Regions from separate parts of the Homo sapiens genome. Here region 1 is linked to region 2. A link is an interaction called in ENCODE POLR2A ChIA-PET data of the cell type or tissue named here. Cell type or tissue: MCF 10A. All regions are shown on one strand. Links, peaks and the distances in the headings refer to the core of each region. The heading gives the core; the rest is flanking DNA.

Region 1 (4,409 bases), core at 111-4,110, 53 kb after region 2:
GAAACGAACTGAGAATATTCTGATTTGACATAAAAACAAAGTGAAAGAAACTGACAAATGCAGTTTCTTATTAATGCTCACTAGGTGGGGTACAAGAATGGAGAACCTAGGATTTCAAACTTGCTTTGCCATTCTCTGCTACAGCCTCTCCCTGGCAATAATTCATTCTTCCTGGAGGGACTGAGGAATCATGATGGGTTTTTTTTCTTAATTATGATGGGCACATTTTAGAAAGTTTCTTAAAATTTTACTATCTCTTTTCACATCAAGTTAAAATTCCATGACATCTTATTTCTATGTCCTTCGTTCTACACTTTTATACATAACCGAATACATTCTCCACTTCAGATGAAAACTGCCACAAGATCTAGTGTTTTTCTTATTAACAAGGGTAAAACACTCCATTTGATTAGTCTAGTTATAATTGTTCAAATGTGGTTTATTCAATAATTAAGAAAATAACAAATAAATGACAATAATAATAATAATACTGGTATACCATAATCTGTCAAAACTGTAAGACTATTACTACCTTGTGGAATATTTGATAGCCCCATTATGCAACTGCATAAATTTAGAAATTGGAAGAATTTGGGAAAAACGTGGCAAAAATATTGGAATGCAGTGATATGAGTACATTATTAGATTTAGTTTTCATACCAAAGGTTTAATCAAAATTAAAATAAACAAATGTTTATAGTTTAAAGCAAGCACTCCACTTATAACATCGAACCTTTCAACCATTTCAAAAAAGAAATGATTAGTATGATCACCAAATAATAGTATGGGAGTGGAGGCGAAAGGCATGTTGAGCACTTTCTATGTGCCAGACACTGCCCTAAATATTTTACTGTTATTATTTCAGTTACAGATCTCTTAAAGACAGTAATAAATGTAAATCTCCACTTGGGAGTGAGTTCCTATATGGAGATTTAGCATAGTAGAGCATTTGAATTTGTGAGAATGGATGAGGTTTAATAAATTTATGAGAAGCTATCTATGTCTTTTCAATATGTGAATAACTATAAACATGCGTAATTAATTGGTAAATCAAATAGCTGTATAATAAAGCCGAAGAAGAAGTTTCATTCAGTAGAAAGGGCTACTCAGCTAAAGAGAAGAGAGAAGTTTAAATCACAAGATTTGCAAAAAATAAGTGTCACAGCAGGTAACATAAGGAGGGCCGTGGGAGGACTAAGTGGTGATATGGAAATCTGTGATGTGGGCTCTCTGTCAGGAAAGACTTCTCCACTGAAGCATTACTTAAATCAAGAGCTAAACTATGAGGAAGGGAAATCACATTTTCCACAAATGAATCAGCATCTGCAAAGTCTTCTGTAATTTCTATGAAAACTATTAATAGAAGTAATAATAAAATTTTGTGAAACGAGCTATTTTTCTGAAGACTACTGGAAGAAGAATGATATATTTTATTTATTCCAAACAGATCACCGGCCCCACTCAATGGAATGCACAATATAGTTTAATTTTCCTATTTGAAGTAACATAACACATATGTTTATTACCATTGCTACAAACTTTGAGAAGTAAATATGGCTAATAATGGCAGGGAAGCAGTTTTTAACGTCTGATTATGTGTGATTAATATATACAAAATCTGAACTCTTCCCACCACGCTCATTGCTAACATCTTCTGCCTAGTATTGAAAGAATTTTGCATAAGGTTGCCTTGTTTCTGAACTTGCTCATCTATGGTCTCTTCTCAAGAGTAAGCAGAGTGAAGACTGAGGACAGATCACAGCCTTCTTCTGTTCAAAAAATGACCTTTAATTTTGTGCACTGTCTTAAAAAATACCACTCCCTAATCAAAGCTCCCACTCCCTGATCAACATTGCCCATTAATCTCTGGAATTGTTTTCTGCTATCCTCCCTGTCACTCTCTTTTCTCCAAATCTCTGGCCCCTTACTGTCTGCTGAGCATATCAGGCATGCTTTTACAGGGCCTTTGCCCTTATTGATTCCTTTGTTATTTTGCCTCAGATAGTCACTGGTCTGCCTGTCCAACTATTTGTTTGTTTTTCAACCATCATTTTGCTGAGGTGTCCCTTATCACCCTATTTAAAAAAACAATCACTCTTCTCACCTCCCTGGCATTCCTTGTTCCTCTACACCCTCCACTTTCTTTTCTTACAAATATCACCACTTGATATTGATAATCTCACTACACTAAAAGGTAAATTCCATTTTTGTCTCTTTGTATCACTGATGTTTAGAATAGTATCTGGCACATAATAGAATACGTATTTGTTGATTATATGAATAAACGGATGACATCAACATTGTTCAAGAAATCTAGACTTAAACTTGGGAATCATTTCTCTTCCCATTCTTTCAATTTCCTTATTATCTCACCCCAATATTTGATTCTATTGTCAATCTGTTTCCCTCACATTGCATTTCAACAACTACCACTAACATTGAGGTCATCATTTTTCAGGTGAATTACTAGAGTAGATATTAAGTGGGTTTGTGCAGCCAACATGCCCACATTAAAAAAAAATTCACATGTATATCGATTTAGATATAGTCCTAAATGATAATTCTTTCTAAATGATATTTCTACATACAAGTCTAAAACTTTTCCATCTTTCCATTTGATGAAGTACACATTCCTAATCATGCCATTTCAGGCCTCTCATGTTGTGGTTCCAGCTTCTTCCCTGCATTATATTCTACACGTTCCAGCCAAAGGAAACTACTTGGCATTCCTGCAGATGGCTGAGGTGTCCATGGATATCCGCCACTCAAATTTCCTTCAAACCTGTTGCAGGAGCCATAGTGGCCATTGTCTTCAGTGGCCACCCATCAATACTGAAGCCATGCTTCACCTGGGCTTCTTCCCACCAAAGGCTGAGTGTCCAAGGAATTCGTGCTGGTACCGTGGCTCCCAGCTGCGCCATCAGCTGGTCAAATTTTTCTTAGACCTGCACTTAGTCCCGAGCCTCTTTCTATCCAATCCTTCCTTGCCCACCTCTTCTTTTGTAAGTGTGAAACCCACATTAATCTCAAGGCTCACCCTGTTTCCTTCAGCTCTTTCCCCTTTATTCTTCAATGAATGCCTTGTAGGTCTTTTACCATCTTAGTGTCTGCTTCTGTTGGAGGATTCAAACTGACACACAGTTCCTCAAAAAAGTTTCATGTTTCTCAACTCTGTCTTTGCTCTTCCTACAATACCCTCCTTCTCTTTCTATCTTTCTAAACCTTATGTGGCCATAAAATGGTAAGCTCAAATCCCAAATGTGCCTCATAATATATCCCTTCTGTAATCTTTCCAACTTGTGAACTTTTATAAAAAGTTCTTTACTTATAGCTCTTCCGAAACAATATTCCATGACCCCACTGGACTTTAAGTGCCTTGATGGTATGAACCATGCCTTACTATCTTTGTAAGGAAGAAACACAGCAGCTTGGAACTTCTAGAAGTTCAGCAGCTATTTAATGTATTAAATTCTTTAAATAAAGTAATATTTGTGATCTACAGCCCCTCTTTACATTTATATCTAAATCTTTCACTGCATTGAAATAAATCAGAAAGCAATTCTCGGTTACAGTCCTGCAGTGGCCAGTCTGGACCTAGTCTACAAATCAGAAACTAAGAAAATGGCAGTTTATAGTCATGAACACAATCTGAGAGTCATGGGTGGTTAAAGAAGTTCACATGTAAGGCCAGACGCAGTGGCTCACGCCTGTAATCATAGCACTTTGGGAGGCCGAGGTGAGCGGATCACAAGGTCAAGAGTTTGAGACCAGCCTGAACAACATGGTAGCAGTGTGTAATATAATTACTATGACCTGAAATATACTAAATACACTAAAGAATAACGAGACATGGAATGGAGGATTTTTGTAGAGTACAAAAAGCATGGCATTCAGGATACATTTCAGCACATAAAAAAGAAAAGGTACATTAAAATATTATAACAGTCAGAAATCTATAATTATCTACCACTTACAAACATAATAAGCTGTGTGAAATAATATAAAACTACATAAAATAATAGTTTTTAAATGTGAGGACTATGACCTTCTTTTTCTCTTGCCCAAATTCCTATCTAAGGGACCTGGTTAGTGGTCATGACCACCATAAAATCTCATCAGACAGGTTTTATGAACCCTATATAATGTAGCTTACTTTCCAACCTGACTCTGGTATACAGCATAACATGGCATATAGCAGATGCTGAAGGAAGTAAAAAGATTTTATACCAAAATATATTTCTTTAACATATTTTGAAATGGCTGCCATGGGATCATCGGACTAAAATTACCCTGCAAAGCTGTCTTTTGTGGGAAAATTTTGCATCAGATTAATCTTCCATTAATGTAGCCAGACCTCTCCCTTTCTAGACTTTTTCAGATCTGGAGAGATGAACTGAGAGCCTGACACC
Region 2 (4,409 bases), core at 164-4,163:
AAATATGTATGATGTGATTAATTTGTATGCATTAGGGCCTAAAAATAGGAGCTTTCTTTATTTCATAAGAATGTTCCAGCTCCTAAGTCAAAGGGTGGACAAGGTGATGTTCTTTTTTTTTTTTTTTTTTTTTTTTTTTTTTTTTTTTTTTTTGAGACAGAGTTTTGCTCTTGTTGCCCAGGCTGGAGTGCAATGGTGTGATCTGGGCTCACTGCAACCTCCGCCTCAAGTGGTTCTCCTCACTCAGCCTCCCGAGTAGCTGCGGTTACAGGTATGCACCACCACGCCTGGCTAATTTTGTATTTTTGTAGAGATGGGGTTTCTCCGTGTTGGTCAGGCTGGTCTCGAACTCCCGACCTCAGGTGATCTGCCCACCTTGGCCTCCCAAAGTGCTGGGATTACAGGCATGAGCCACTGCACCCAGCCAGGTGATGGTCTTTAATTAGAGACTTGAATATTGAATCAAAACCACAGAAGATTATGTTATTACAGCACAACCCTCACCTTGAAACGTGAAAAATGTGTTAAATTATTTTGCTACTTTTCCTTTTAGCCAGGAACTATTCAATACTTTCACAAGTACCTGTTTAACTCAGCCCACTACACTGGCCATCATAAATAACCAAAACGTGATTTCTTTACTTTCTTTAAGGAAACAGTATCTCGCACTTCCAGTGTTCAGTCACATTTAATAAAGATGAATCTTTCTAGCCGTTCAACACCCTCACCTATTTTAAAAACAAGGAGGCAGAATTTTGTGTGATATTCTCTAAGTTTATAAATTGTGGTGTCCTCTCCGTTAGAGAAAAAAAAAGAGTATTGCTTAACGTTCAGACATCAAAGGCTCCTCTCCTATGCTGAGGCTTCAGGAATGGGGTGCAATTATTGTCAAAAGGTTAAACCTATTGTTGAAGACTAACTGCTTCAGCGCCCTGGATACTGAGTGTGACAGGTTCTGCAGGTGTACAGGTCTTTGCCTATTGATACAAATTGAATCTGAAAATAGCAATTTATTCACCAAATCAAACCAATCACTGCAATGCAGTTTTCTCTTTCAGCTCTTACTTCCAACCAACCACTTTTAACTACTTTGAAACTTCTGTTCTACAATAACATTTCTTTTTCAGCAAGGGGTTTAGGAAAGCTATCATGAAAATCCTTTTTTTTTTTTTAGCCTTCATAGCTTTGAGCCGTTCTTTTAGAAGAATATTTGTTTACAGTTACACTACTTATTCTAGGCAAAAATGATCAACACCTGTTCCAAATTAGTACTCCAGTCCCCACACTCCTTTTTCTTTTCACCACCAACTGTCATTTGCCTTCCTTTACCCATAAAAAAGCAATCACATTAGCATCCTTTGTAACACAATCGCAGGACTTCAAAGACATACCAGAAATTCTGTAGTAAAATTCTGTCTTATATATGGCAACATAATCAACTTCCAGGAAATAGGAAAGCACATAAAATAAAGACATTTTGAAGTGGATCTTTTAATTTTAACAGATAATTGAAATGACACCCAATAGCCAAGTCAAGAATTTGAAACAAGTAAATGAAAGAGAGTTTGCCTGAGGGGAGGCAAACAGAGCAAAGAACTCTCAATTTGTATCAAAGACTGGACAAATAAATGAATGCTCTTGAAGTTTGGAATCAACACGTATTCCTGGCACTTGATCAGCCTTTCCGAAGCTCCTGAATGGAGAGACTTGCAATGGCTAACCACAGACCACAGGTTGTTGCCATGACTACAAGCAACCAACAGGAAGAAAAAAGAAAGAAAGAAAAAGCAGTTGGGAAACACTTAAAAACAAAGTAAGTTGAACTGAAAAGAATAAAACTTAAATACAATTTTTAAGTGAAAAGTCTATCAGAAAGAATATAAACAAAACTCATTAAATTATATCAATAACAGACCAAACTGTACATTAAAGATGTTCCATATTATAAGGTGTTCATTCAGAGGAGAAAAAAGATGGAAGAAAAAAAAAAGAAACAAGGGGAAGATGAAGAGGAGAAATAGTAACAACAGTAGCTCTGGTTGCTGTAGTTTTTTGTGCCTCAGCACTTCAGACAAGTGAAACCTGCAGGCAACTATTAGCTCATGTATTAATCTAAACTCTATTAGGAAGCCACCAGAAGCTGATCTGGGTATTTTACCTACAATTACTGGATAATTTAAAGAGACAATGGGAAAACACTTGGTTATTTAGATCAAGAGGTGTAGAAATTTAAATTCTGTTGAAAACTGAAGTTGATATTAACAAAGGTTGACCAAAAATTGGTGATTACTAAAAAGCAAACATTTGTATCAGAGTTGGGTAACTACAGTAATGCTCAATGGCCATGGGTCATCGTGTCTATGTTGAGGTGTGCAGTACTCTATAGACAATGATGTACTGGAGTTGTTAATACCTTTTATGTTTTAAGAAATTTTGTGAGCCAGTTATTATATTTAGCTATTATTAAAAATAATGTATATAAACTTATCACATAATAAATTATATTTAAAATTTCTTCTTTTACTATAATTTATGCTGTTGAGGTTTTTTTCTACTTATTGTATCTGTATGGTGGAAATAGCATATATTGGTTAGGCTATTTCCATCCCTTCTGAACACATTCAGTGATATGACACTGGTAGCTTGAAATTGGCCATGGTGAAGTCCTTACACCATAAAACCTGGCAAATACTACTTAGCAGGGCTTTATTTATGGTGTTATTGATTACCTAGACTTGAGACACTGAAGAAAATAGTAATAATGCAGAATAAACTTAAAATGTGTCATGTCTGTTGCTATTATATTGCAAATAGTAGAAAAAATTATGAAATACTCTTTTCCATATTTAAAAATAACATTTTCTGATTTAACAAAGGAGTACTCACATAATTGATGAAGGAGTGACGTTCTGAACTAAGTCTTCATTGTTTTAGTTGTTTCATCTACTTACATAAATGAAAATATTAACCAATATGTATGTCACAAGTATATTCGTTTGTCATTTGAAGCTAATTAACAAAAGTATTTTCTAAGAACCAATTAGTCACATGGAATTTACCATGAAGTATATGTTATTATTTATAAATTGGGAGCTACACATTCTTTGTCTCAGTAAAATGTATAATAAATATGTGTGTGCATGTACAAACACTAGGGAAGAAGAAGAAATTATTTACTTGTGGTGCTATATGCTAATTTTTTATTTTTTCTAAATACATAGGTGAAATGGTTTGGTATATTTTCTTTTGACCCTTCTGTGAAAAGCCAGGCCATGTGGTACACTTCCTTATTAGAATACTGGACAAATATAATAAAACATCAACCAACAAGTCATTTCAAATGCAATTTGTGAATGTTCAAGAAAAATGAATATGAATGTGTTTCCTTTTTCTTCATGAGGTGTTTACAAATCCCTAACGCAATTGAGAAAGTCTTCTTTTTTTAATGTTTCTTTTCTTTCCACACTGCAGGAGCAAATTCAAAAATATATAATTATGACCAGATCATTGGTATCAGAAATTAACTAAATCATCATCTCTTAAAAGAATGGCTTTGGAGTATGAATGTAATAATGATTTACACAACTTGCATTTGTTGAATATCCACTGTGTGCTAAGTTAAAAGTCATTCCATTTCAAAAATAGTATATTAAAAATTACTGGGAGGAAGAGGAGGAAGATTTGAAAAAGACTTGAGTAAATTTTTGCCAGTGTTGGGTATGTCTACTACCTTGAAAGTAGTGATGATATCACAGGTATATCCACATGTCAAACGTATCAAATTGCACTTTATATGCACTTTATTCAATGTCAGTTTTACCTTAATAAATCTGTTTGAAAAGTTTCTAAAATGAAGAAGGGCAAGTTAAAGCATATTTATATATCATTTATGCATATAAATGTATATGAATAATTATATTAGGGTTATCACTATGTAGCTGATTTGGGGCCTACTCTTAAGCTCTTTGGTGGTTATGCTCTTTTAAAAAATAACAAACACATTATCTTTTATGATATATAGGTATTCTACATTTTCAAGAAGACAAACTAAAACTACATCTAATGAATTCATTTTTAAAGTGTACACATCTGCATCTATTGAGATAATCATGTGGTTTTTGTCTTTGGTTCTGTTTATATGCTGGATTACATTTATTGATTTGCGTATATTGAACCAGCCTTGCATCCCAGGGATGAAGCCCACTTGATCATGGTGGATAAGCTTTTTGATGTGCTGCTGGATTTGGTTCCCCAGTATTTTATTCAGGATTTTTGCATCAATGTTCATCAAGGATATTGGTCTAAAATTCTCTTTTTTGGTTGTGTCTCTGCCCGGCTTTGGTACCAGGATGATGACAAAATTCAACAACCCTTCATGCTAAGAACTCTTAATAAATTAGGTATTGATG

The links. ChIA-PET counts read pairs that join two places held together with the same protein. Peaks named below come from ENCODE experiments on the same cell type or tissue, not always from the same donor. Only the 100,000 strongest peaks of a DNase experiment are listed, where the experiment ranks them.
Region 1: POLR2A ChIA-PET joins it to region 2 with 6 read pairs; 3 of 35 experiments call an interaction of 5 or more read pairs at or near these places.

Annotation. Positions count from the first base shown.
Region 1 is chr13:67,075,343-67,079,751 of GRCh38, forward strand. The region is part of intron 2 of PCDH9 (protocadherin 9); the gene reads right to left. Among named protein-coding and RNA genes, the nearest start is that of PCDH9-AS4, 87 kb to the left of the region's middle. In MCF 10A, for the core only: no CTCF peak of the experiment used is centred there; no DNase peak of the experiment used is centred there.
Region 2 is chr13:67,021,995-67,026,403 of GRCh38, forward strand. The region is part of intron 2 of PCDH9 (protocadherin 9); the gene reads right to left. Among named protein-coding and RNA genes, the nearest start is that of PCDH9-AS4, 33 kb to the left of the region's middle. In MCF 10A, for the core only: no CTCF peak of the experiment used is centred there; a DNase peak (open chromatin) is centred at 1,707.